Regions from separate parts of the Mus musculus genome. Here all the other regions are linked to region 1. Evidence: chromatin loops called from intact Hi-C (ENCODE). Cell type or tissue: left cerebral cortex. All regions are shown on one strand. Region 1 holds the start of Lyrm9 (LYR motif containing 9). Region 2 has its middle 9.7 kb from the start of Tmem97. Region 3 overlaps Nlk (nemo like kinase). Region 4 overlaps Tmem97 (transmembrane protein 97). Region 5 overlaps Nlk (nemo like kinase). Region 6 holds the start of Ccnq (cyclin Q). Region 7 overlaps Nlk (nemo like kinase).

Evidence for each region. Peaks named below come from ENCODE experiments on the same cell type or tissue, not always from the same donor. Only the 100,000 strongest peaks of a DNase experiment are listed, where the experiment ranks them.
Region 2: it touches region 1 in a loop (3-fold over the local background); 25 of 42 quality-filtered maps call a loop at or near these places.
Region 3: it touches region 1 in a loop (3-fold over the local background); 3 of 42 quality-filtered maps call a loop at or near these places.
Region 4: it touches region 1 in a loop (5-fold over the local background); 7 of 42 quality-filtered maps call a loop at or near these places.
Region 5: a loop joins it to region 1, with 3 times the contacts of the local background. A loop is called at or near these places in 19 of 42 quality-filtered maps.
Region 6: it touches region 1 in a loop (4-fold over the local background); 8 of 42 quality-filtered maps call a loop at or near these places.
Region 7: a loop joins it to region 1, with 4 times the contacts of the local background. A loop is called at or near these places in 13 of 42 quality-filtered maps.

The regions. Positions count from the first base shown.
Region 1 is chr11:78,824,697-78,828,696 of GRCm38, reverse strand. Lyrm9 (LYR motif containing 9) reads right to left here and starts at 2,102. Exons shown (of 4, transcript NM_001076681.2): 1 at 2,061-2,102. In left cerebral cortex, CTCF peaks have their summits at 79 (motif pointing right), 2,182 (motif pointing left) and 3,558; DNase peaks (open chromatin) are centred at 2,104, 2,678, 3,146, 3,464 and 4 more places; H3K4me3 peaks cover 1,373 bases; H3K27ac peaks cover 3,520 bases.
Region 2 is chr11:78,558,463-78,562,462 of GRCm38, reverse strand. It overlaps the pseudogene D11Bhm181e and the pseudogene Gm22947. Among named protein-coding and RNA genes, the nearest start is that of Tmem97, 9.7 kb to the right of the region's middle. In left cerebral cortex, CTCF peaks have their summits at 532 (motif pointing left) and 1,808 (motif pointing left); DNase peaks (open chromatin) are centred at 679, 1,816 and 3,893; H3K27ac peaks cover 552 bases.
Region 3 is chr11:78,639,044-78,643,043 of GRCm38, reverse strand. All of the region lies in intron 1 of Nlk (nemo like kinase), which reads left to right. Among named protein-coding and RNA genes, the nearest start is that of Nlk, 56 kb to the left of the region's middle. In left cerebral cortex, no CTCF peak of the experiment used is centred here; DNase peaks (open chromatin) are centred at 584, 1,761 and 2,270; H3K27ac peaks cover 1,753 bases.
Region 4 is chr11:78,542,821-78,546,820 of GRCm38, reverse strand. It overlaps Tmem97 (transmembrane protein 97), which reads left to right. Exons shown (of 3, transcript NM_133706.2): 2 at 3,191-3,335. Among named protein-coding and RNA genes, the nearest start is that of Tmem97, 5.9 kb to the left of the region's middle. In left cerebral cortex, a CTCF peak has its summit at 1,913 (motif pointing left); no DNase peak of the experiment used is centred here; H3K27ac peaks cover 227 bases.
Region 5 is chr11:78,597,068-78,601,067 of GRCm38, reverse strand. The region is part of intron 3 of Nlk (nemo like kinase); the gene reads left to right. Among named protein-coding and RNA genes, the nearest start is that of Tmem97, 48 kb to the right of the region's middle. In left cerebral cortex, a CTCF peak has its summit at 2,186 (motif pointing right); no DNase peak of the experiment used is centred here; H3K27ac peaks cover 642 bases.
Region 6 is chr11:78,749,832-78,753,831 of GRCm38, reverse strand. It overlaps Ccnq (cyclin Q), which reads left to right and starts at 2,103. Exons shown (of 1, transcript NM_197989.1): 1 at 2,103-3,326. The coding sequence starts at 2,170. The coding sequence ends at 2,922. In left cerebral cortex, no CTCF peak of the experiment used is centred here; DNase peaks (open chromatin) are centred at 2,154 and 2,417; H3K4me3 peaks cover 1,266 bases; H3K27ac peaks cover 1,143 bases.
Region 7 is chr11:78,692,778-78,696,777 of GRCm38, reverse strand. It overlaps Nlk (nemo like kinase), which reads left to right. Exons shown (of 11, transcript NM_008702.3): 1 at 1-969. The coding sequence starts at 512. Among named protein-coding and RNA genes, the nearest start is that of Nlk, 2.6 kb to the left of the region's middle. In left cerebral cortex, no CTCF peak of the experiment used is centred here; DNase peaks (open chromatin) are centred at 1,141, 1,375, 1,614, 2,269 and 1 more place; H3K4me3 peaks cover 3,886 bases; H3K27ac peaks cover 944 bases.

The sequences.
Region 1 (4,000 bases):
GAGAGATAGGATGCCTTAGACTCCAGCCTTACAATCTGAGTTCAAACTCTTGGATCCCACAAGGTGGCAGGAGAGAACCAATTCCCAAAAGCTGTCCTCTGACCTCCACTTGTGACCACACACACACTCATTACACTCACATACAGAACTGAATGGGTCTAGTGGCATATCCCCGTAATAGCACTCAGGAGGTAGAAGCAGGAAGCCTGGGTTCAAGGTCCAGTCTAGGCTACATAATAAGCTCGAGGTCAGCCTGGGCTATCCAAGATCCTGCCTGTCTCAAAACTTAAACAAGGGGCTGGAGAGATGGCTCAGCAGTTAAGAGCGCTGACTGATCTTCCAGAGGTCCTGAGTTCAAATCCCAGCAACCACATGGTGGCTCACAACCATCTGTCCCAAGACTGGATGCCCTCTTCTGGTGTGTCTGAAGACAACTACAGTGTACTTACACATAATAAATAAATCTTTAAAAAAAAAACTGAAACAAAACCAGTTTATAAAGCTTAAAGAACATGACCTATTGGTGGGGGCGGGGGGCATAAAGGGAACTTCCTGGGTGCCAGGTGACAATGCTGGCACAGGTGCTAAGAAGAAAAGACCCAATCACAGGTAAGCTCACTGTCGTTATCACTAACCTGTGTCCTAACACGGGTCACCTAAAAATAATTGGAAAAAGAGTCATACATTTAAAAAGATAATGGAACTGCAGAAAATAACCCGAAATTATGCCCAATTGAGTACTGATAAAAGCTAAATTAAGCCTGCACCAGCCATTTTTTTTAAATACGCAATTAATCTTCATGATGGAGAAAGTTGAAAATAGGAATGGTTAGCTCCCTGCCCCCGCCCACCCTAGGGCTCCATCTGGCATATTTATGTTCTTCCAGCAATCCTGCCTCCCCTCGTCCCTCTCCCACACAGCCAAGGTCAGGCCAGCCTCCCTACATTCCCACCGGCACACCCTTCAGAACCAGTTTTTGGTCCATCCCTGTGGGAGGTGGGGATGCTGGAAATGAATCCTGGGGCTTGACGATGCCTGGCAACCTTTTTACCACGGAGCTGTTCCTAGCTCCTAGTTAGCAGCTAAGCTAATCAGTCTCTTTCTTCCTGGCCAAATCCCACGTGCCACCCAAGGATATACACTTTATCCTTCCCTTTCTTTGGCCCACCCCCACCCCCACCCCCACCTTATACCCAGAAGACAGGTATGTAAGAGTAAGGACTTCAAATGAGTCCCAAGGGCCATCACTGGGCACATGGGGAGATAAAATCTGATCCAGGCAAACATTGGAAAATTATTCTGTAATAAAGCGAATGAAGCACTTACATATGCTACCACGTGCGTGCTTTGAATGAGGCATAAAAGACGCAGGAAACCAATAACCGGGGCTGCATATGATTGATTCCATTTCTGTGAAATGTTCAGAACTAACAAAATCTATGGAAATCAGCTAAGTGGTTGCCTAGCGCAAAGAGAAAGGACGAGACTGGAGAGGGGTTTTGCCAGCAAATGTAGATGGTTTTCTTTCAAGGTAAATGTTCTAAAATCAACAGTGGCCATAGATGCACATCTGCGCACATTCTAAATGTTATTAAACGTGTGCACTTTAGCACTGGCCGGGAATCACAGTACTACTGGGAAGTTGGGGCAGGGGGATTACGAGTTCAAGGCCAGATAGGGTTACATATTGCAAAGACCAAAATTATTCCAGATACTCCTGGTAACAGGGTGTTCCTGCAGACCGAGTGAGAGTAGCACGTCTCCTCTTTGAAAACCATAGAACGGAGGCTGCTCCAGCCGAGTGCAGATGCCAGCAGCACATGGCAGAGACCTGGCTCCCCGTGTCCTCCGACACCGCATCCCGGCCTCCCACGCTCCTCCGCGGCGCGGCAACTATGGCTGCGACAGGTGTCGCTGGCACTAGGGGAAAGCCTGGAGAGCCCGCAGATCGCCCCCAGGGCTTCCACATATCCCGGCCCTGCAGGCAGCCTCGGTAATCCCCAGCCCGCCCCTGCCGCCCCCCGAGTCCCCGCCCAAGGGCCCGCGCAGCGCGGCTCACCCGCCTTCCCGGCGGACGCCAACTGGAGACACCGCGAGCGACACGATTGCGCCTGCGCGGCAGAAGCAAGCGCAGCCCCGCCCCCGCCTGGTACCCTAGCGCCCTCTGCCGGCCATCCGCGGGACTCGGGGTCCTACTGGGTGCGGGCTTCCTGATCCGACCCCGCCCAGTTGGCTGGAACCACGGCCCGCTTTTCCTTGTCTCCCTTACAACCTTGGATACAAACTCTGATGGCAAGCTCTTCTTCATATTCCCACGAATGGAGAATATTAGGGGTGCTCAAGATCTGTGAAACGTCTTCTTGAAGGACGTGTCCTTCCTGTTGTTATGTTGATGACAGGAATTATGTTTGGAAGGGAGTCTTCATTTCGAGTCACTTGATCAAATTACAGTCCCACAACACCTGTCAGAAGAATACATATGACAGTAATAGGCACGCTTCCTTTCAACTCTGCTATAATTATAATCGAGGGAGAGAATGAAGAATCTTAACTTGCAGCTACTGCCGGGATCATTTTTTGAAAATGAAATAATGCTGTTTCATTAAACGGGTTCTCCCCACTCGCGCATGTTTAAAGTCAGAATGCTTCTCTGAATTGATTTAAACACAAGTTTTATATCCTGAAAGAAATAAAGACAGGTCTTTTTCATGAGACAAACGCCCTGTTCAATGAGGCTTCTAGCTTCTCTGGGCCGCTGTCTGAAAGGCAGCAAGGGCGCCGGTGGATAACATTGCTTCTCTTCATCTTTCCTCTTCGGGGCTTTAAAAAAAATCTACCTATAATGAAAAGCCCGATTTCCTTACACACGCTCCTCATGTAGCTGCTTTAACAAGACAATTGCTTATAATGCCTTTTTTCTTCATTTTTTAAAAGTAAACATCGCTGTTTAGCAGCACTCGGAAGTCTATTTTTCTTCCTCTTAGGAAGCAGGGGCTATTTCTTAACAGAACTACTTCCTTTCTCTGATTCATCTTCAACTCTCTAGAATGCCACCGTCTCCCTCCCGCACCCCCCCCACACACAAAGCACCCCCTTCCTCCTCTTCAGCTAACACTCTACCCCGTCTTCAAATCTGTGTGGGAGGATTCTTCCCCTGGAATACCCAGATAATTTCCTTCATTTATTTTCAAACTGTAGACTTGGACCAACTGTATCTGAAAGATCCGAATGCACCCTCATAAATCAGCCTTTTTATTTACCCATGCATAATCACGGCATGTCATTAGTGCAGATCCAATCAATAAATCATTACGCTTTTAGAGCCCTTACTAGGAGCAACCTGCTGGGACACCAATCCACTCTCTCGTACAACATTAAGATCCTTTCATATTTTTAAGAAATTTCAATCTGTTCTCTCAGTCCCCCTCTTTTGTTCCTAGATCTCCGTGTTCCTGCTTCAGAAGCCTCATTCTAATACCTAGGTCATAAAATATTCAAGAAGCAAGCTGTTAGCTCTACCTCCGAAAGGCTCCACCTTCCTGCCTCTTGTGTTACTTCTGTCTTTACAGAGACACAACATTTATCTTTCTCGAAAACTCTTTGTCGACAGCTAGGCAGCACAAAAGAGAAAGAACAGAAAAGAAATTTTTTTATTTTTTAGCTTGAGGGAGAGATGTGGATAGCAGCTCCCTTTCTTTTACCGAGTCACAGTGAGAACTTGGATTTAAGAATAATCCAAGCCAGGCAAGGAGGTGCACACCTTTAATCCAAACACTCCAGAGGCAGAGGCAGGTGGAGCTCTGTGAGTTCGAGGCCAGGCTGCTCTACAAATCGAGTTCCAGGACACCCAGGGCTGTTACACAGAGAAACAGGGCTGTTTTGTCTTGTAAAAGCAAAAAAAAAAAAAAAAAAAAAAACACAAATAAAACAAAACAAAACAAAAGAAAGAAGAAAGGAAGGAAGAAAATAAAAAACAAAAAAAGAATAAGGAAATAGTGA
Region 2 (4,000 bases), 270 kb after region 1:
CCCTTACTTCTTTTTTAGTTGTCTGAGGCAGGATTTCACTATGTAGACCAGTTTGGCCCTCCTGAGTGCTGCGATTCGAGGTGTGCACTATCACACCTGGCTCCTATTCCTGAGCTATTTTTCCTGTCTTTCCCATCTGGTGGGAAGAATGGCTTCCAGGAATTGAACTAGATCATCGGGGTTGCATGCAGACACTTAGCCTGGTGAGCTCTCTCTCCAGCCTGTGTTAGCCCAAGATGTTAAGAAATTTAACAAATGATATGTCACCTGAGTACCTTCTCTATTCAGATTCTCCAGTTATCCTCCAGATTTTACTATGTGGTATTTCCTCCCATTCAGGATCAGGGGTGTTTTCCTTATATTGGTTTTCTTTTTAATGCTGGTAGAAAAGGTAGAGAGTAGGGCTGGAGAGATGAAGGCTCAGCCGTTAAGGGTACTGGCTGCTCTTTTGGAGAAGTCCTTAATTTAGTCCCCAGCACCCAGATGGCAGCTACAACCATCTGTAACTAGTCCAATGGAATCCAGTGCCACCTTCTGGTGTGCAGACATGTATGCAGACAAAATACCCATACATACATAAATGAATAAACAAATCTTTTTTAAAAAGAAGAAGGGGGAGAAAGGAGGAGGCAGGAGAGCAGGCAGAGCCAGCTGTCATGGGAGAAGATTTATGTAATCAGTTTGTTTCCTCAGATTTAGGTACCTGTTAAACATTTGGAGAAACTCTCAGCCTTATGTGGCCACAAATAGCAGCCTCCTTGGGGATGTGCACAGCCTGTTCCCTACATGGGTTACCCTAAGAGACCTGGGAGACAATTTTCTGGTGGCTATTCATGTCTGATCTCAGTGTTTTCCCCAGGCTAGGCTCCACGGGTATGTGGGGTGCTTTTGGGAGGCCCCAGGGCACAGTGGCCAACGCATCATGTATATCCACAGCAAACTACAGGAGAGTGAACTTGTGGTCGAAGTCCTGCATGTAGCCAAGTTCAAGTTCCTTGACCACTAGAAGACCCAGATCTCAAAGACGTGGAGCTTCCTCGTGTTTAATGCAGGTGAATTTAAAGATACAGTAGCTGATGGCTGTGGAATGAAATAAATTCCCCATTGTGGTCCCCTAGATAAGTGGCAGTTCCTCCACTCCTGAAGGCCTCACTGGCCTGTCCAAACCTCATGTTCAGTAATAAATCCCACATCTTTCTTCGTGTGTGTGTGTGTGTGTGTGTGTGTGTACACGTGTGCGCCTGTGATGATCTTTTATAAGGTAATATGAGTGGTCTGCTCCTATCCCATCCCATCGGGAGGCACAAACAGCTTGTCTTATTTTGGGGGGATAAATGGTATGATTATGTGATCAGCATTGCATTGATTACCAGAGATCTCCACTCTACCAGAGCCCTGTAGTAACTAACCTGTGGAGAGTTTGTTTTGGCTTTTCTGAAGCAGTGGCTCACATGTCCAGGCTGGACTTAAACTTGGCTGTGCAATGGAATCTGTCTTTGAACTGGTGAACTTCCTGCCTCTACCTCCCAAGATTAGGATTACAGATGTGGGTACCAAACCCACATAAAGAAAAGAATTTGAGATCACATCTTACTCTTCAGCAAATGACATACAGTGGCATCTATTGATAGTCTTTGCCACATTATTTGCTACTAGTTGGGGAGTAATTTATTAACGTCATTCATTCTGCACACCTTTTTCTAAGACTCTAGCAAATTCAGACACAGTGAGAGTCACCTCGATTTCTGCATGGGAAACCTCCCATACCAGGAGCTTGTGGGCTGCTACCATGTAGCTAGTCTGGACTTCCATGCCCCCTAGTGGCAAAGTGTGGGCAAGTATCTAAATAAACCGAGGGAATGGGACTAGATGCTATTATGTGCTGTGTTGCCAATTCCAGGTGAAGCCTTAGAACTAGGATGTGACACCTCTGTGCTCTCTTTTTTCTTAACCTCGTGGCCACTTGGGTTTGTCCCTGAAGAGCACATGGCTACCATAGGTGAAGTTGACCACTGTTTTGATCAAGCTTAATGAGAACTTGACCATATTTACTCACTAGCTGCTCTGTGCCTGCATTCACACAGGGCAGAAGAGTAGCTTAGATAGAGGCTGTCCAGCAAAGCCTGCTTATAGTCTGCATGTTTACAGAAGTTAATGGGGACAGTGGTGTGGCTAGGTGGGTGACAATGCCCACCACCCAGCCTGACAATCTGAGTTGGAGCCCTGGGATCCACAGAGTGGAAGAAAGCATTGACGACGCCCCCCCCCCCACACACACACAAAATGAATATATAAAAGCTGGGTGTGGTGGTTCATGCAGAGTCCTGAGAATCTCCATGTCCACTGACATGCTCTCTGATGAGGTCTGAGAGCCGCACTGAGATACAATCAGAAGGCAGTGTGATGCTGTGTCTATTTAGCAGAACAATAGAACTAGATTCACCATTAGGGCCCCTGAGCTCACCAACCATATTTCTTGGATAAATTTACAGTAACCAGCATGTGCTTTTTCCTGTAGAGCAGGCCTTAAATCTAATCAGAAAGTGGCTGGTGACCCCGGGCATGCATGACACTCTTGTATCGTTGACGTATCTTGCCACACTGGTCATTATTGTAGCTCACAGGGCTCAGGGCTGGGTGAGAATGTTAATGACGACCCACCTTCACTCCCTTTGCAGCCTTCCTATCACCTGGTAATATAACAGCTAGCCAGTGAGGACTAGCATCCTGGTCAGTAACAGCTTGATTTCTCCATATCTATGGCCAAAGTGTGTGGTGTCTTCAGCAATAGTCTTACCATCAAGTTCTGATAGGCTACCAAGAACAGTGGGAATAGCCTATATTGTTTGGGGGTGGTCTCAGGACACCCCTGAAGGTATACCTCAAGGGAAAGCATCCCAAACCTGGCAATGGACTTTTTATTTGGTAACCTATGGCTTCTTATCCCCTGTGTAAACTCCAATTAAACTCTTTCATGATGATGTGATATTGTTGTTTTGCTTTGTTGTTTGTTTGTTTGTTTTGAGACAGAGTCTTACTTTGTAGCTCTGGCTAGCCTGAAATTCACTAAGTAGACCAGGTTGCTCTCACAGAGGTCTGCCCGCCTTTGCCTCCCAAGTGGTGGGATTAAAAGCATATGGCACCATGCCATGTCTAATATATATGCTTATCTAATTAAGAAGCTTATGGGCTGGAGAGATGGCTCAGCAGTTAAGAACACTGACTGCTCTTCCGAAGGTCCTGAGTTCAAATCCCAGCAACCACATGGTGGCTCACAATCATCCATAATGAGATCTGATGCCCTCTTCTGGGGTGTCTGAAGACAGCTACAGTGTACTTACATATAATAAATAAATAAATCCTTAAAAAAATAAGTTTATACCGGGCAGTTGTGGCGCACGCCTTTAGTCCCAGCACTTGGGAGGCAGAGGCAGGTGGATTTCTGAGTTCGAGGCCAGCCTGGTCTACAGAGTGAGTTCCCAGACAGCCAGGGCTATACAGAGAAACCCTGTCTCGAAACAAACAAACAAACAAAAAGTTTATAAAATAGTAGGCTTCCATGTGTCTTTTTCAAACATCCTTAGTGCTAGTTATCTCTCTCCCAATCACCTCCTCTGCACTACCCTCCCATTTCCCTCCCCAATGAAACTTCCCTCTCCATTATTCTTCCCTCCCCACCCATATCACCTTTAAGCTCAGTTATCTTGAGGACTGGTGGCTGAAATATTGTAAAAGCCAGAGGTTGGGGTGGACCAGAGAGAATCTATCTTCTGGTTATGACAAGACTTCTGCACTCTTGAACTCACAGCAGCTGTAGTTCCTGTACATGATGAAGTCAGTCAATACCAAGCATGGAGTGGGAAGTGACTTGAGGCCCCATCCCTCACTGAGGAGTCATTGTCAGCTGGTGGCTTCTGGGAGAATGAAAGCCAGGTTTCTATAATAGTGACTCCTGGTAGGTGTGAATGCACACACACAAATACACTCCACAAAGCACAAA
Region 3 (4,000 bases), 190 kb after region 1:
TTTTTTTCAGAATTTTATGTGATTTTTTTCTGAGAAAAACCAAATGTTTGTGAGTCTGATTATTTTTGTCTTAGGAATCTAGAAGCAAGAACTCATTTCATTGTTTATAATCTGAGGGCAGGGGAATGAAGACTAGAAAGTTCATTTTAGTTCTAGTGAGGGTGAGTATAAAAGCTGGTCCTTGTTATGAAAGATCATCAATATAAGCTCTTCATTCACATCATCAGACTTCAAAGTGGATATAATTAGCCTCAGATACATTGGAATGCAAAAGCTTGGATATTACCTACATTCTTGCTTCCTTTCTTTGCAGATTGTGTTAATTTTCTTGTGTCATTGTCTCCCTGTACCAAGAAACAGTCCATCCACATCCTTACAACTTTTCTTTGCCCAAAGTAGAATGGGGGCCTCCCCACTGGTCCTGTTTTGTAGTTCTGGTCTTTTGGGGGTGATGGAGAATGTGATATATGTACTGGCAGAGTAAAGTGGGAAAAAACACTGAGAAGCAGCAGGCACCTGAAGTGGAAATTAGAAGTGCCAGGAAAAGACTCTTCATGAAACAAGACTGGGATTATACACAGCATTAGCTAATGTTACACGTGCTGCCGCTGCACCTCCCTGCTTTAGATCTGCTGTAGCTCCCATTTCCTCCTGAAAGTGCAGTGCTTCTCTAGCTTGGAAGAAGTCAATTTGCATAGTGGTCTGGACCCTGGGGAACAGTTTGCTGAAAATCCTTCATGGCAGTATTGTCGAGTTCATTCCATTTGTAACACAAGATTAACAGCTTTGTGAGTTGGAATTGTATCCTGCCCCTCCCCAGCCCCCACTTTTTTTTTTAACTTCTCATTCTCAGACCATAAGTCACATAACATCATTTTAGAAGGAATTTAGATCTCATAGGAAAAGATGGTATGTCTCTATCTAGCTTCTGCTTATAAAGACAAGGATCCCAACACTTTATAGTGTAGTGCGAATATATACTGCTATTGTCGGGGCCTTTGTTATAAATCAAATTGCAGGGCTAGAGAGTTGGCTTAGTGTTTAAAAACACTGTCTGCTCTTCCAAAGGATCAGGGTTCTTTTCCTAGCACCCACACAGAGGCTCACGACTGTTCATAATTCCAGTTCCAGAGATCCAATCCCCTCTTATGGCCTCTATGGGTACCAGGCATGCACATGGTACCCAGATGTACAGGCAGGCAAAACACCCATACACATAAAATAATGGGTTTTTATCATTTGGTTTTGGTTTTGCTCTTCCCCTACCCCCAGCCCCAAGACAGGTCTTATTATGTAGTTATGGCTGTCCTGGAACTTATATAGACCAGGCTAGTTTTGAACACACACAAATATGCCTGACTTTGCCTCCATAGTGCTGAGATTAAAGGAGTGTCTCACCATACCTAGCTAAAATATTTTTTCTTAATTTTAAAAATAAAACATGGCACAAGTAGAATTAACTTCTTGATCAAGATATATAGTATCTTATAATTTGAAAAATCTCTAAAAATATATATAGTTGGAATGGATATTTTGTTTCTCACTCCTCATGTCATGCCCAGGACTGCTCTGATATAAGTTCCTTTTATTTGGTGGTTGGAGTAGGAGGCAGGATTTCATCATGTAGACCAGGCTGGCCCGGAACTTAGAAGTCTGCCTAGCTCTGCTTCCTGGATGCTGGGTACATGCTACCACAGTGGCTCTGACATAGCTTTTAATGCATCTGCTTTTACAAAGAAAAATCTGCATAAGTCTTTAAAATTGCTGTTTAGAATTACATCAGCAGTACGACCAGATGGCATTGAGACACTCACTTTAAGTATTCTAGGATTTTCTAAAATAGCTGGCAGAAATAGAAAAGCCGTCTTTCTCCTTAAGTGTATTTCTGTCCTTTTATCTTGGGTCTGTGTTCTAACTGTTGCACCTAGGTTAAAATCATAAAGCCAGAATGGAGATTTTTTTTTTGAGGATTAGGTAAGGTTTTATTTTACTTTAAAAATCACAATTATTGAGTTCTATTAATTGCACAGATTAATGAGATTAATGGGCTTCATTATGACATTTTCATATACACATATGTTTGTTATGTCCATATTTGCTCTCCCTATACCCTCTCTCCCTCCTCCATGCATTCCCTTCCCTTCCAGAATGGAGACTTCTTGGGTTCCAAATGTCCTGTGCTTTATTAAATAATGACATTCCAGAAACTGTCAGTACAGGTGTTCTTGTATAGGTCACAGATATACTTAGTTTGGAAAAATCCATTGAGTGGTAACATTTCAGGCAAATGTGGTTTACATAGCCAGTGGGTGTCAGTGAGATAGGGCTGACTTTGAAGAGGGTGTTTGGAATGTGTAAAGCTCTTTACCTTTAGGGAGCACTGAAAGGAGTGAGCGTTGCAGAACTGTCCCTGTACCTAACTCACTGGGTAGAGTTTTGTTTTTGTTTTTTAAGGAGCTTTTCTTACATATTTTTCGATACTTAAATATTGCCTCAGATTCCTGGACCTTAGAGGTTATAATAAAGAAATATTGGAGGAGGTGAAATGTCTACTGTTTATATTTGGGTTGAGAAAGATACAAGATCTTTAATGGGAATCTGAGCACCGGGCGTGGTGGCGCACGCCTTTAATGCCAGCACTCGGGAGGCAGAGGCAGGAGGATTTCTGAGTTTGAGGCCAGCCTGGTCTACAAAGTGAGTCCCAGGACAGCCAGGGCTATACAGAGAAACCCTGTCTCGAAAAACCAAAAAAAAAAAAAAAAAAAAAGGGTTAATTCTCTGCATTTACACTCAACCTTTTTCCCCCATCTAAGTTTTATGTAAGAATCATGTCCCCAACCCACAGGCTGAGAGCTGTTTTACAATGCCCCTATGCTAGTGGAGAACATTTAGTTTTTGACATCTTGTACTTTCTAATTCTATATTTTCCAGAGACATTAACTGATTTTTAATAGATTAATTAATTGATCTTAGAACTAGAAATGGCTGGTTCTTCCACTGTAACATTTTCCTTTCATAGATAGATTACAGTTCGGATAACCCTAACATAAAAAGTATACACATGGCTTGTTTTTACTCAGATCTGTTTGAGGGTAAACTAAGTAACTTACTGAAACAACTTAGTTTGTATGTCAGAGTGCTCTAATCAAATATGTTCATTTGAATGACATTTGACTAAAGTCTTTAAATCATTTTTTATTTGCTTTTGTTTTTGAGATGAACTCTCAGTATGTAGACCTGGTTGGTCTCGAACTCATAGAGATCTACCTGTCCCTACCTCCTGGGCACTGGGGTAAGCGCCCCTCCATCAGTTATCATAAGAGATAAACAGAAATGATAGCCTTGTGTGTTCATAGTAAGCCAATGGTGACAAGAATTAAGAATTTTCTTCTCATAGTAAGTCTGGAGGCTATAATGGTGATTATGTACAACTCCCTAGAGTAGAAAACAAAATGCAGGAGAGGAGCCATTGTGCTCAGCCTCTGGAGCACTGGGGTTGCAGACACTGTTCCACGGATAAAATTCACCAGGATTTCTCAGAGGCCCACTCCTTCCTTCTTTGTGTGTAAGGTCTGCTGTACTAGTTGACACAAGCTTAGCATCCTCATTCCTCAGTAAGGACACATGCATGTTAATGATGGACATCTTGTTATTTAAGCAAACATTAATTTGGGCGTGCAAGGTTCTTCCCCCTACTCTTCACAAGGAGACAAAGCCTTTCTTTTTTTTTTTATTATTAGATATTTTCTTCATTTACATTTCAAATGCTATCCCGAAAGTCCCCCATACCCTCCTCCCCCCCAACTCCCCTACCCACCCACTCCCACCTCTTGGCCCTGGTGTTCCCCTGTACTGGGGCATATAAAGTTTGCAAGACCTAGGGGCCACTCTTCCCAATGATGGCCGACTAGGCCATCTTCTGCTACATGTGCAGCTAGAGACACAAGCTCTGGGGGTACTGGTTAGTTCATATTGTTGTTCTACCTATAGGGTTGCAGAC
Region 4 (4,000 bases), 280 kb after region 1:
CAGTGTGATCGAATATTCTACAACAGCTTCCAGGTTAGGGATGTAGCATTATTCATGTGTCTCATGCACCTGGTGCTAGGTTTCCTGGCTAGCCCTTTACTCTGTCCCCTTTTTGCCTTTGACACTTTATTACTGTTAGGGAGTGCATGCTGCATTGTCGGAGATCACGACAACCTGTGGGCCAGGTCTTCTACCTTTGAGGTTGTTCTGGGCATTGAACTCCAGTTATTGAGTTTGTGTACCAAGCACTTTACCAAGCACAGAACCAGCTTGCTGGCCCTGCCTTTTTAATGTACTGGCCCAAAACTGCATCTCTGCTGTTGACTACTGAAAGCATGAACCTGCAGCATCCTGCCTTGGAAGGCCATCCCCTGTTCCCCTCTTGCTGCTTTTGGATGAGGGAGTAATGATTTTATTGTTTCTCCACGAAGAAAATAATAGTCTGTGACTTGAGTCAGCCTCAGATTGTCGTGAATGATACTTGAACTTAGAACTGCAAGACCATCTCTATAAAATAGCAAAGCTGAAATTTACACCCTCCCCCCAAAACAATAGATAGCTAAAACTTATGATCTAGAGTTTTTTCCTAACAATGTAGAAGGCCTCAGCAGTTGGGCTGAATTTTGCAAGCTAAATTTTTGCTGCTGTTTCAATCAAATCACAAGAACTAAAAACCATTATGAAACAGTTAAAAGACTTGAGTTTGAGTTTAAACTGGAAAGATTTTGTAGTATCTTTTGCAGCTGAGTGAATCCATTCTGTTAAAATAAGAAAGGGGTGTGAGTCTGTAGGTCCGCAGGATGCAGTAGCCCATGAGTTCAGAGAGATGTGTTCCAGGTAGGGGTGTGGTGTAAATGGAAAGTGTTTTCTTTTAAACCTTGGGGTTTGGGCTTAAGTGATAATGAGCAGTTGCCTGCTTCCATTGGGTAGTGTTAAGCTGGAGCATCTCCAGGTCTGGACAAATAAGCTTCCTTCATCTGTGCTATCTGCTGGTCTACAGGCCACTGTATTAAGTCATTGCATCGGAACACCATAGGATGGTCATCGGCATTATGTGTGATGCTGTTAAGGGTCTTGTCAGAGCCAGGCCCTTGGCCTCCAGCTCCAGCAGTCCTGCCACCCTGCTGGGGACCTTGTCTTTGTCTTCCACTCACTGTCTAGGCTGTTCTGGCAGCAGATATGTGTGGTAGACCCCTATGGGCTCCAACTGATTGGGACTGGGCAGTCAGCTTTGCTGATCTTACTTTGCAGCCCTTCAGCACGTGTCTGTGCGGACCTGTGGAAGAGGCAGACCTCAGACATTGTTTACAGTGATGTCATTGTAAAGTGAAGCTGTGATGCACAGCTCTATTCCCTGAACCCACGAAGTGGAGGGTCAGGAGTTCAAGGCCCATCTCAGCTAGAGACCTGTTCTCAAAAACCACAATGCAAAGGGAAAAAAACCGTCTAACCTGCTGAATTTACAGATGAGGAAGTGGAGTCTCGGGAGGGCTGACTTAACCTTTACTGTCCCAACCTTACTGCCCTGAAGAGTGTTCAGGAGGCAGGCGGCATTGCCAAGAATCAAAGCTGTGTGTTCTGATGCCTGTGACCCCAGCAGCATCTGGATGCTTCAAAGCCCTCGTGGTAACGAGCTTTTGTTTCACAATGGCCAGCCTTTTTTGGTGTTACTTGGTTTTGTTGATTTTGAGATAGGTCTCCTGTATCTCAGACTTAGCCTCCAAAGAGGCCTGAACTCCGCCCCTCCAGCTCCATCTCCCAAGTGCTGGGGTTACTATGTGCCACCACCCCTAACAGCCTTTACCTTTTGATTAAAAATTAACATAAAACATATCCCTAGATTTTCCATTGTAAAATAAACACAAGGAAGCTGCCTTTATCCACCATATCCCAATACTTAGTTGGCTTTGAAGGTGTAAGAGTGCCACCTCCAGGCTATTTTTGTAATGTTAATTTGTTTTTGAGACAAGACTTCATATAGCCCAGGTTAGCCGTAGACCAAGTATGTAGCTGAGGATGGCCTGGGATTCAGGATGCTAAGTTGGCCAGGCTCTAGCCTCTGTCTGGCTCCTGTAAAGCACAGGGTTGCAGCTGCAGTCTCCCCTGTAAGCGCGTCAGCGTGCACCTGCAGCTGTGATTGGTTAATGGCAAGGGTGAGGCTGGAGCTGGAACCAGACAATAACTCCAGCCCTGCGAACCTAGATGCTGTGTACTACTACTACTACTTCCACAAATATCAGCTGGTCCTTTTTTTTTTTTTTTTTTGGTTTTTTTTTTTTGGTTTTTCTAGACAGGGTTTCTCTGTATAGCCCTGGCTGTCCTGGAACTCACTCTGTAGACCAGGCCTCGAACTCAGAAATCTGCCTGCCTCTGCCTCCAGTGCTGGGATTAAAGGCGTGCGCCACCACGCCTGGCTTCAGCTGGTCTTTTAAAAGATAAATGAAAATAAACTTATTTGTAATATTGGGATTAAAATGTCCATGTCTCCACAGAGGTTAGATTTACTTCCTTCTACCCTCCCCCCTAGAAAAGTCAACTGGTTTCTGCATTCGAAGTATCTAGCTTTGGGACTTGGATATGCATTTGTGAAAGGGAAAATGTCAGGATGGGTTTTTAATTTTCTTACCAAAACCTGGTAGAGGAATAGCATCCTGAAAATCTCGTAAGCAGCTGGCACTGCAGCTCTACAGTAGCATGTACAGTAACATGCCTCGGTTTGTGCTATCACAGAGTGAGGAACAGATGTGCAGTTCTACTAAGATGGGATGGGAAAGGAAAACTTACTGTGCAGAGAGGGTAACATTTGAATTATGGCTAGTAAGTTTTTATTAGTGACCATCTAGGCCAATGGTTCTCAACCTGTGGTGGTAACCCTTTTAGATGTCTAATGACTATTTCATGGGGGTCACCTAAGACCATGGGAAAACAGATATTTACATTACGATTCATAACAGTAGCCAAATTACTACTATGAAGTAACAACACAAGTACTTTTATGGTTGGAGGTAACTCAACATGAGGACTGTATTAAAGGGAGAGTCAGTGCTGCAGATGCAAGAGCCAGTTGGAGCATGTGACTGCTGCCACCAGGGCTGCACAAGGGACTCTTAGCAGAGGATATTGGTGCACTGGAGCCACTGAGCCATGCAAGCCGCAAGGCCATGCTCACTGTGACCCTGTCTCTTTGCAGTTCAGCAACCTGTTGCGGTGGTACTCAAAGGAGTTCAAAGACCCTCTGATGCAGGAGCCCCCAGTGTGGTTCAAGTCCTTCCTGCTCTGTGAGCTTGTGTTCCAGCTGCCTTTCTTTCCCATTGCGGCATATGCCTTCTTCAAAGGTTGGTACAGTGCACAAAATCCTAGTTTGGCTCAGGATTTATTTATTTATCCTTGGCCTTACTTTCCCCTTAGGTTAGTATATTGCCTTATGAGCAGGAAGTATCGAGCTAATCCCTGAAGAGCTTAACTTCTCATTTAAAAATTATTTCTGGGGCTGGGGCTCAGCAATTAAGAACACTGGCCGCTCTTACGTGTTGGTTGTAAGCCTAGCTTCCTCCCAGCTCTGCTCTTCTGAAGGACCTCAGTTTGGTGTCCAGCACCCACATGGCAGCTCATAACCATTCTAGAACTCCAGGTCCAGGATCCAACACCCTCTTCTGGCCTCAGGACACTAAATACATGTAGGCAAAACTCAAAAAAAAAGTATGCCTATTTATTTATTTATGAAGTAGCCATGCCTGCCCTTGGAAACTAAGCTTATAGAGTGGAAAAGTTTATTTCTCACTGGGATTCTGCACGTGAATCACTACGGGTGCTGGGACAGGGTCCCTTCCCCTGTTTTAGATCAGACTGGCTGAGCTGTTTGGGTCCTGTAAGCTTACCTGTTGAGCAGCGCAACACCTGGTTTCCATGTGTATAGTCTGAGGTTCCACTCAGAGGCAGACAAACGGGTGATGAGGCAGAGCAGGTCCCAGACGCCCCTGGAGTCGCCTTAACCTGATTA
Region 5 (4,000 bases), 230 kb after region 1:
ATGGAATGATTTTGAAGATAGGGCTAACTTCTCTGAGCTAGTGGGAATAGATAAAACAAAGTAAACTGAGGTGCAAAGCAAACTGTGAAGACTGTAGCAACTGTTCTCCCTTTTGGCCAATTCCCTTGTTGTCCTTGCCGTGTCATTCTTGTATGTATACAGTGCCAGTCTCTCCTCAGTCCCTTGAATGTTTGCTGTGCATGCCTCCATCCTCTTTCTCTGTCATTGAGCTAGCATGCTCTCTACACCCACTTGGTACCCAGTCAGTATTTATCAATGCTAATGATGATGGTTAAACAAAGATGCTCTTGGCATCAGTCCTGCGCCTCTGAAACTGCTTGAGTAATCATGACTTCCTAAAAACAGAAAAGTACCCAATCATCTTACTGTTAATAGAAGGTCAGAATTTGATGTCAGCGTTTGTTTCTGTGGTGATTGTGTTGCCTGTTTTCTGCAGGATTGTCTTTGACAGTTGGGGCAGTCAGGATTTCTGGCATGAAGCTGATTATCGTGAGTTCTTAAATTACTTCCTAAAGTAGATGTAACATTCTAGGGATGGGTTAAGTAAATATTGATCATAGTTCACATTTGTTTTAATTGAAGGAAGAGGTCAAGGGAGGCTTACTTACTGTTGAGGCTCTAGATTAATTTTCTAATCTTCTCATAATCTTTTCTATCAGAGTAAATTATCCAGACCTGTTTTTACTTCTGACACCCCTCCTCCTTCCTCTCCCACTCTGGCCCACTTCATTTCCTTGTCCCCAGAAGCTTCTCTGACCCTGTTTTGTCTCTGCTGCTGTGTTGCTGTCCTAAGCAGCCTTTGTGGCATTCTGGCAGGAAGTGGTGTTTCGTCACTGTCACCCACAGCTCCGCTGCTGACACTTAGTGTGCATTATTCTGGTTTTTTGTTGTTGTTTTTTTGAGACAGGGTTTCTCTGTGTAGCCGTGGCTGTTCTGGAACTCACTTTGTAGACCAGGCTGGCCTTGAACTCAGAAATCCGCCTGCCTCTGCCTCCCAAGTGCTGGGATTAAAGGCGTGCGCCACCACCGCCAGGCTAGTATGCATTATTCTAAAGAATGTCCTGTCATTGGGGTTGAGTTTATAGCTCCATTACAGGTGATCTGTTTACATGAATTTTTAAAAAGATTTATTTATTTATTATATGTAAGTACACTGTAGCTGTCTTCAGACACCCCAGAAGAGGGCGTCAGATCTCATTATGGATGGTTGTGAGCTACCATGTGGTTTCTGGGATTTGAACTCAGGACCTTAGGAAGAGCAATCAGTGCTCTTAACCACTGAGCTTACCTGATTTTTAAAGATCATTTGTACGTAATCGTGTGCATCCTTTTGTGTCTGGAGGAGCATATGCACATGGGTACTGTTGCTTTGAGGTCAGAAGACTTGAGTGGCAGATGCCCTGCAGCTGGAGATGGAGGGGTTTTCTAAAAATGATATGTAAATGTCTCTTGCAGAGAAATAGGAGCATGTAGCACTAATACCCTATATGTGACATTTCATTTGATAGAAAGTAAAGACTGATATTTGCTTACTCCTTTTTCTCTTTCCTCCTTTCTGTTTGTTGAATCCTGGAGATTGAGCCATGGCCTTGTATGTGCTCTTCTACAGAGCTGTTCCCCCAGCTCTCTTTATTTTGAGACAGTCTCACTGAGTTATACAGTCTGGGCTTGAGCTTACTCTGCAGCACAGGAAGGCCTCAAAATTGGGGTCCTGCTGCCTCAGCCCCCTGAGTAGCTCATGACATCACTGACAAACACCTCAAGCCCAAGAAGTTAGCTGTGGTAACCATCCTTCTCTGACTCCTGCCACTGCTGGGGACAGAACCCCAGGGCCTTAACACTGTCTAAGCAAGCACTGTGTTTCTAGAGGAAATCCCCAGCCCGCCTTTATTTATTTTATCATCTAATGACTTCCAAACTTACAGGAACTTTGACTTCTCATCAAAGGCTTGGCTTAGAGTTCAAATAATCTAATTTTTTTTTTCTGTTTTCCTGCTAAGGGCCAATAACACCCCCCCCCTATTTTACTGCAGCCCAAAAATTACCCTGGAATCCATTGTCTTTTTTAAAATATTTATTTATTATATGTGAGTACACTGTGGCTGTCTGTGCACTGTAACTGTCTTCAGACATACCAGAAGAGGGTATCAGATCTCATTAGAGATGGTTGTGAGCCACCATGTGGTTGCTGGGATTTAAACTCGGGACCTCTGGAAGAGCAGTCAGTGCTCTTAACCGATAAATCATCTCTCTGGCCCCACCTTGTCCTTTTTATACATACCATGTACTTATGTTGGGGGAAGAAAACACAGTCATTTTTATTTTCTCTCAAAAGTAATAGAGACTGTGAAGTGATCTGTGATTTATATGGATGGAGAGTTTATATGGATGGATTTGTGAATTTTTATAGTTGTAAAATTTGACTAACAGAACAAAATGAACAAGACTACAGGCAGTGGATGCTCAGGAGGTAGAAATAGGCAAAGAAATAGTAAAATAGACTTGTACCTGAGATACTTTTTAATTAATCAATTTAATTTAATTTTATGGGCATTGATGTTTTGCCTGCAAGTGTCTTTGTGAGGGTGTAGATCCCCGGAAACTGGTACAGACAGTTGTGAGCTGCCATGTGGGTGCTCAGAACTGAAGCTGGGAACCACCTGAAAGAGCAACCAGTGCTCTTAACCCCAGAGCCATCTTTCCAGACCTCCTGAGATACATTTTAACCTTTGTTCTTTTTCAATTACTAGCAGAAGGGTAGCATCATTTGATATATCAACTTGATTTTCTGCATGGGGGTGGGGGCATTTTTGGGTGCCCTCAGCTGGTGATCTTGGGTATGTAAGAAAACAGGCTGAGCAAGCCAGCATTTCTTCATAGCCTCTGCATCACTTCCCACATCCAGGTTCCTGCCCTGATCTCCCTGCAGGTTGGAGCTGTAGGATGTTCCCCACGTTGCTCATGGTCATGGTGTTATTTCATAGCAGTAGAAAGAAAACTATGGCATTTGCATACCATGGTGATGCTTGATTCACAGCACGAGGTCGAAGGTTTATAAAGCAAGTTCCAGTGGAGAAAGCATGGATTAGGAGTCAGGAAATCTCAGACCATGGGCTGAAGCAATGGCTCAGTAGTTTAGAACATATCCTGCTCTTCCAGAGGACTTGAGTTAAATTCCCAGCACCTTGTTCAGGAGGCTCTCCAAGCTCTGCAGGTACCTGCACTCATGTGGTCCAACCACCCCCACCACTCTGCATTCACAAATATGCAATAATAAAATAACTAATAGAAATGAATCTTTAAAAAAAAAAAAAAACTAGAAATGTAAGGTAGTCTTGGCTTTGTCCTGACTGGAAATGGGACCTCTGCTTATTAACATAAACTCTCTAGCCTAGTTTTGAATGTTGTTAAAGTAACATCCTCTGGTAACCAATATTTGAGAAAGCAGTAAAGAAACTTGAAATGGTAATTTTCAAAAAAGAAATCAACTTCTTAAAGCAACACAGAGACACTGTTTGTTTGTCTTGAGCACCGGAAGCCTGAGAACTGTGGTGCCTGCTCCCAACCCCAATTGTCATTATTCATTTGCATCCTTCGTTTTTCTGAAGCAAATCAGTACATTTTGAAATTCATATTTCATGGAGCTACTTAACTAATTGCTGCAATCAGCAGCAATTTATTTTATAGCAGGGCTGTTCAAATCACTCTGAGGTTGGCACACCATGCACAGTGTGTTTTTAATGATCTTATTTTTAATGACAAGTTTTTAATCTAGGAAATGGTTAATCTGCTAATATTCTCCTAGAAGCCTAAGCACTGGTTCTATAGGTCATCTTTATCCAATGATAACTTTAAAGACCATCACAAAGTCATTGACCCAGTAGGTACACCAGCTGTTAGAGAGGCTGTCCCATTTAGAAGGACCAAGAGAGGGTAAGAGTACCCTGTTTTTACTCTTGTGTGGAGACCCTCATTAAAT
Region 6 (4,000 bases), 75 kb after region 1:
ATTCCAAGCTAGCCAATGCTGGGCTACATAGAAAGACTCGGTGTCAAAAAGAAAGTGAGAGAGAGAGAGATGGAGGGTGATATTCTTTATTTCTAAGACTGAGTTCTTTCTCAAGGCCATGAGGCTACATTTATACACCCAGCCTCACTCAACCCAGCAGTACAGGGAAAGCCCAAATACACTCCGCCAGACATGGCTCTGTATTGGCTTTAGGGCTTCAAGGTCTTGAAATATCCTTGTGCACTCAGACCTTTTTCTTAAACACTTGGTATGTAGCCCTGGCCTTCCAGAAACTGTTTATGTAGACTAGACTGGCCTTGAACTCACAGAGATCTGTTTGCTTCCTCCACCCTCACCCCCACAGTGGCCTTTGGACATGAAGGGTCATTTCCTTTGTCCCCAAGGAAATCTGCAAGGCCATCACCTGCCTGCCACATTTCATTTGTCTCACACACTGGGGCTTCATTTCATTACCCATGGAAATTCAGCTTCATTGATATGAAGGGGCTAATTACTACAAGAGACATAATTACAAGACAGGAAATGGATTTACAGCTGCTTTTGGGGGAGGGGGAGCTGCAGCAGACACTGGCTGCTCTGCCCTTCTGCCTTGAGGGCTAACGCAGGCCACTGCACCCAGGATGGACAGTCTCAATTTACCAGAGTGTGCTCCTACAGAAGTCAGGGTTCTACAGAGCTCTGGAAACAGTTTCGTTTTCCCTCTCAAGTTATACCACCACTGTTGATGTGTTTTCAATAAGATCCTCTGACATAGTAAAAAAAAAAAAAAAAAAAAAATCATACTGAAGTGGGCAGGGCATTTAGTTCACGAGTAATGTGCTGGATTCTATCTGTCCCCAGAACTACCAACATAGTGTCTTCCACAGCATGTGAAAGCTCACACCTTTAATCCCAGCACTTGTCAGGCAGATCTCTGTGAGGCCAGCCTGATCTATATAACAGGTTTCAGGTCTGCCTGGGCTATATAGTGAGAAACAGTCTCCAAAAACAAAACAAACAAAAAATAAATAAAATTTGAGAATGTAGTCTTAATCGGTAACATTTAAAGAGGAAGATAACCGTGTGCTACAAGTGGCCAAATGAGAAATGTAGAAGTTGTGGGGTACTGCTTTTCTTGGGGGCTAAAGAACGCTAAGATTGAGAAATCCATGTCTGGTACATCGTCTAATGCATATACCTCTCTTTGGAATCCCTATGGCTTAGGGTGTTTTTTCCCACTTTACAAAAGTCTTAATTCATACAGATATATAAAGACATAAATGAAAATGAAAGATTCCTCAAAACAAATTAGTAATAGCTAAAGGTCATGAGCTGGGTGATGGTAGCAGGATGGGGGGGGGGGTGGGGGGGTGGGCAGCAGTGCATGTCTTTAATCCTAAGAGACAGGTAGATCTCCTGATTTGGAGACCAGCCTGGTCTGCAGATCAAGTTCCAGGACAGCCAAGGCTACAATAGAAAACCCCTGTCCTGATGTCCTGATGTATCTATCTTCCTTCCTTCCTTCCTTCCTTCCTTTCTTTCTTTCTTTCTTTCTTTCTTTCTTTCTTTCTTTCTTTCTTTCCTTCCTTCCTTTCTTTTTCAATTAAAACAAAATATCGCTGAGTGTGGTGTTGCACACCTGGGATAAGAGGATCAAGAGTACAAGGCCAGTCTGGGTTAAATGTAGAAAACCTGACTCAGAAAAATAATCATCAAAGCCAAACTTATGGAGCATATTTGATCTGCCTACATCACTCGTTCATTTTTCACAAGAGCTCCATGAGGAGGGGACAGCCAACCACCCCAACTTGCACCTAAGGAATGAGATGTAGAGGATCAACCAAAGCCCCCAGGGTCACAGAGGCAAATGCCAGGGTGAGAGTTGACTCTCATCCTTTCCATAGCCTGGATTCTCAGGAACAGTGAAAAAGCCCCTTAAATCAAAAGTAGTATCTTCTCAGATGTCTTAAAAATAGCACTCCTCGTCTCCACCAAGCTGCTCCTGAGTGCCTATCTTTTAATATAGGAGGAAAAGCCGAGCAGGGTGGGCGTGGCGGCAGGACGGGTGGGGGCGTGGCCGCTTGACGGCACGCCCCCTCCGCGAGGACCCCCGGAGCCGGCCTCGGCGCGCCGGAGCGTTTCTCCTTCCGGGGCGGCCTGCTGGGCCTCATGGAGGCTGTTCGGCCAGACAGCTGCGAAAGCGGGCCGGCGGCGCCGCGAGCCGAGGAGAGGCCGGCTCCCGAGGCGAGGGTGCACTTCCGAGTAACCCGGTTTATCATGGAGGCAGGCGTCAAGCTAGGCATGCAGTCCATCCCCATCGCCACCGCTTGCACCATTTACCATAAGTTCTTCTGCGAGATCAACCTGGACGCATATGACCTCTACCTGGTCGCCATGTCTTCCATTTACTTGGCCGGCAAAGTGGAGGAGCAACACTTGCGTACTCGTGACATCATCAACGTGTCGCACAGGTACTTTAACCCGGGCAGTGAGCCATTGGAGCTGGATTCCCGCTTCTGGGAGCTACGAGACAGCATTGTACAATGTGAGCTTCTTATGCTACGAGTTCTGCGCTTCCAAGTCTCTTTCCAGCATCCACACAAGTACCTGCTGCACTACTTGATTTCCCTCAAGAACTGGCTGAATCGTTACAGCTGGCAACGAACCCCCATCTCAGTTACAGCTTGGGCTCTGCTACGAGATAGCTACCACGGGGGGCTATGCCTCCGCTTCCAGGCTCAGCACCTAGCCGTGGCTGTGCTCTACCTGGCCCTGCAGGTCTATGGAGTCGAGGTGCCTGCAGAGGGTGAGGCCGAGAAGCCTTGGTGGCAGGTATTTAGTGATGACCTTACCAAGCCAATCATTGACAATATTGTGTCTGATCTCATTCAGATTTATACTATGGATACAGAGATCCCCTAAGGCCCTGGCCGAGGCCGGACCTAAGACCAGGATGATCGGAGGCCTGGGGTATCGTTCCACCAAGTTGCTGTGATGGCGTGTCTCCACTCGGAGGACTGGTTGTGCTGGCAGAGGATGTCATTGGTGACTGCAATGACATGCTGTCATTTTGTCCCCAGCAGCCCTTGTTCAAATAATGCTAAGAGCTTCCATGTGGGCAGGACATATAGAGCTTTCTAGAATTGGCTGCATCAGCTTTTGCCCTTTGAGAAGATGCTGCATTTGAGGCATGGACCATTGCAGGTCGCCAACAGGAAAGTTAAAGAATAGAACTGCACCCTTAGGGGAAGTATGAATGTGTAACATAGAATCTTATTTTGTATAATAAAAATTATGCAAATAAAATATAGGAAAGGTTTAACGCACCAGAGTCTGCCTTATGGTATTTCTAAGTTACAGTAGGAGAGATACTGGAAACTGATCAATATTGGGGAAATGGTTAGTGAAGCATGGTACATCCATACAATGGAGTATTTATTATTCAACCACTAAAACATATTTGTAAGGGGTTTATGACAATGTGGGTAAAGGTTCATATTAGGCAGCATAGAAGATAACAAGGTTATAGATGCACTATAATTTCTACAAAAAAGAAGTATACAAAGATAGGCAAAGTATGAGTTGGGGAATGTTAAACGTATGATAACGGCTGTAAGAATTTCTGTCTTTCAGCTCTCTGGATTCTTACCCATCATCTCATGATAATGGACCTTTATGGTGAGATCTTGCTTATCGTTGTGGGTATCCATTTAAAAGGACAATCATCATACTTCATTATCCCCAGAAGTTCCCACATAGTGGACTTCCCTAAATCATAAGACAGTTGTGTTAGAGCTGCCTCCTTTGTCCTGGCTGTTAGCATCCGGAAGAGTGACCAGCCTCTTGAAGGTCAAGGGGGAAAGGCTGAGCACGCTGAGGGCAGGAGGATCCTGAGTTCCAGACCAGCCTTGGCTACGGAGTGAGACCCTATCTCAAATTTAACAAACAAATGTGAGCAAGGAAAGGAGGTGTTGGGACTCCACGGACCCAGGAGTCATTT
Region 7 (4,000 bases), 130 kb after region 1:
TTTTTTTTAATTGTGTTTTTGAGGAGGTGGGAGGTGTTTAGAAAAGGATGTGGGAATGGAAGGGGTAGATGAGTCAACCCTCTTACAAGATTCCAAGGGTGGCGTGTTACCAGATCCTTTTCGTGTGCGGAGTTCAGGGGGTCGGGAGGTTTGGCCTTTATTCCCACATTCAAAGTTGGAACCTCCCCCCCATTAAGAATGGAGTTTTAGTATCCACTTGTGGCAGGAATCCTGGGGGGAAGGGGCCCTTTTCCCTTTTTCTTTTCCTTTTTTTTTTCTTCTTATTTTATGTTCTTAACTTTTATTTTGACAACCCATACCCTTCCACACACTCTCACCCCCAAATCGAACACCCAAGATTGTCAAACTTGTCTGGATTGACCGATGAAGACATAAAGCCAGTTCCGCTCTATGTTTTTTGAGGTGGAGTGAGTGGTTTTTCTTCATTTTTTTAAATGGCCAAATGACAGCTTGACCCAGTTTGCTTTCCAATCAAAGGGCATTTTTTTGAATGTCTCTTTGTGGCACAAGAGCCAACGCAAAAATGATGGCGGCTTACAATGGCGGTACATCTGCAGCTGCAGCAGGTCACCACCACCACCATCATCACCACCTTCCACACCTTCCTCCTCCTCACCTTCACCACCACCACCACCCTCAACACCACCTTCATCCGGGGTCGGCTGCTGCCGTACACCCAGTCCAGCAGCATACGTCTTCGGCAGCTGCGGCAGCCGCCGCAGCAGCTGCAGCCGCAGCCATGTTAAACCCTGGGCAACAACAGCCATATTTCCCATCCCCGGCACCGGGTCAGGCTCCTGGGCCAGCCGCAGCAGCCCCAGCTCAGGTACAGGCTGCTGCAGCTGCTACAGTTAAGGCGCACCATCATCAGCACTCGCATCATCCGCAACAGCAGCTGGACATTGAGCCGGATAGACCAATTGGATATGGAGCCTTTGGCGTTGTCTGGTGAGTATCAAAACCACAACTCCACATGGTTCTTACGGGGCAAGCCATGCTTCATTGGTTTTACTCCCATCTTGACCAAAGTAGAGCGAGCTTTTCCACTCAACTTGAGGGAGCCATCCTCCTGGATGACGATGAGGCCTAGTGCACTGGCACTCTAGGCCCGTGCTTTTTGAGTCATGTCAAATGGTAGTGGAGCATTTTCTCCAGAGTGACACAAGTTTGCAGACTGATGAACTTGCCTTCCAAGAACCTCACTCAGAGAGCTACTGAGTGTAAGATCAGCAGGTAAATGTGTGAAATACCTCCTACAAAGACCTTGGCCATCTCAAGTGTGGTAGTTTGGATTGGCTGCTCAATTACAGCAGGTGTCAACAGCTGACCCCCAGCTTGATTGCTTTATACTAGTCCTCAGCAGAATATATTTAATGCAGTCAACTTTCCTGCCCACTATATCTTTTCATACCTTGTTTTGTGATCTTGGCCCTGGGAAGAAAGGTAGGTTTCATTGTTAAACCCATTAAAAATCATCACTTGAGTAGTTTTATTTTAAACCATAAAGCTTAAGTTGGGAAGTCTGTAGCTTAGCCTTCTGATAAGAATGCATTAAATATAGCATCACACATGAGTAGCACAAATGAGGTTAGTAGACTGGAGCTACGCAGTGGCCCACATTCCATGTAATGTGTTGCTGACTATTGGCCAGCTGCTATGGTGGGAAGTGTACTTTTAACAAATGAAGCTGCTTGACTTTTGTTAATGGTCAGATATGTTTAAACGTCTAAAGATTTGTTAAATGCAACGTCTTTGTCAACTTGCCCTCCATAGGAAGATTGGTAGCTTATAGTGCATTTACTTCTATCCTATATAGAATGAGCTGAGCTTTTCTTTTTCTTAGTTTTTCCTCCCAAGGATTAACAATTCCAGGGTGGAGAGATGATTTCAGATTTTCAGTGTATGTAAACATAGATTCTTAATGTCCAGGGAAGTCCCCATCACAAAAAAGAAATCTTTAAAATTTGCCTATAAATAAATTCCTTTCTTTGTTTTGAAGGCTAAAATTCAGCTAGATATTATTTGTGTAATAGCTAGCTATCTGATTCCAGAAGTTAAAGTCTTGGCACCTAAGTGAGCTGATTCTTAATTCTCCTTAAAACGAAAACAGAACAACAAAAAACCCAACAACGTAGAGTTCAGTTTTTCTCAGCCAGCCTGCAAGGAGGTTATTGCTGCCTTCCTTCTTCTCCAGGGACTGTGGGATTGCTGGTGGGGAAGAGTGTAGCCATAATGGGTTCTTCTAAGTGACTGTTCGGGGACCTGACTATTCCTGCCTTCCTCTTCTCTTCCAGAGCACCTTCCCCAGGGAATTCACTAGGCACTTCCACTCCTTGCCTAACCCTTGAGGGTTTCCCAACTAGGCGGGGATGGGAGGAGAGCAGGAGAAAACTGGTTTCCTGCTTTAACTCTTGTCATTGTTTCACAAACTTTGAGTATCTGGATTTTTTTTTTTTTTTAAGATGGGGTTGTGTCCAATGCTGAAAACTTAAGGGATACAGAAAGGGAGCTTTTTTTTTTTTTTTTTTTTTTTTTTAGCATTCTCGAGTTCACTACCTTTCTGTCAAAAGGCCATGTGACTTGCAGAAGTTTTAACGTCAGTTTTATGGCAAGAGTAGAAAAAATGAAAAGGGAGTGCTCTAGCATCTCATCTGTCAGACCTCCTGGCAGTGGACATTAGGAATCGCTTGTATCTGAAAAATCCACCAGTGCTTGGTGGGAATCCTTTCTAGAAATTTGCAGACAGCCCCTTGAACCAGTAACTTTGACCATCTTCAATTGTTTCATATTTACTGAATACACTGTAAGTTCCTTGAGGGTACGACCTGTATAACAAAGTACTTGTTTTGTAACTTTTCGAGACAAAGTCTCAATCAATATATAACTGTTTCTGTTTGGCCTGGAGCTCAACTATGTAGCTCACTGGGCCTCGAGCTTGCCTCTGAGTGCTGGGAATGTAGAGATGTAGCACCATGTTTAGAAGAGGACAGTGTCCTCAACCTTCCTAAAGCTGCAGCCCTTTAACACAGTTCCTCAGGTTGTGGTGACCCCCAACCATAAAGTTACCATCGATGCTACTTCGAAACTGTAATTTTGCTACTATTATGAATCATAATGTAAATATCTGTGTTTACCGGTGGTCTTAGGTGATACTGTGAAAGGGTCTTTCAATCCTCTAGGGAGGCTCCACCCACAGGTTGAGAACCACTGGTCTAGAAGAACTTTTTTTTTTTTCCTCCAGTACCTAGGACAGTGCTATGGCATCTTACTGCTTTTTTGATGTTCTGCTTTGTTTTGGCGTAAACATAGGCATATATTTCTCTCAGTTCTCGAGAATAGAAATCCAAGATCTAGGTGTCGGTGGGCTTGAGTCCTTCTGAGCTTCTTTCCTTGGTTTTCGGATGGCTGCCATCTTGCAGTGTCTTCCAATTTTTTCTTTTTGATACGATTTCATTTCACAATCAGGCAGGAATGGTTTTTATCAGCTGTTTTAGGTGAAATACAATTTAGTTTGAAAAGGGAGAGGAGTACCAGGTGTGTTTTTAGTATGCAAATGCTTTTCTATTTTTATATTTACATATTGATGACTTGATGTCTGAATTGCTTCTTTGGAATTTAACTGCCTTGTGACCTAAGTTTGCTAAAACTAGAGATTTGATAACCACACCAGAATGAATTGCCAGTAGTGTGCTGAAATTCCAGGTGACGTTGTTTACCATTTAACCTAATAAAACATAGTTTTTCTTTTTAATTTAGAAAGTTCTTTTTATGTGTGAAACAATTATTTTTTAGAACGATTAAACAGGCCAGGCAGTGGTGGCACACGCCTTTAATCCAGCACTTGGGAGGCAGAGGCAGGTGGATTTCTGAGTTCGAGGACAGCTGGGGCTACACAGAGAAACCCTTTCTCAAAAAAACAAAAACCAAACAAACAAACTAAACTAAAAAAAAAGATTAAGCAAATCCTTCTAGTGATACA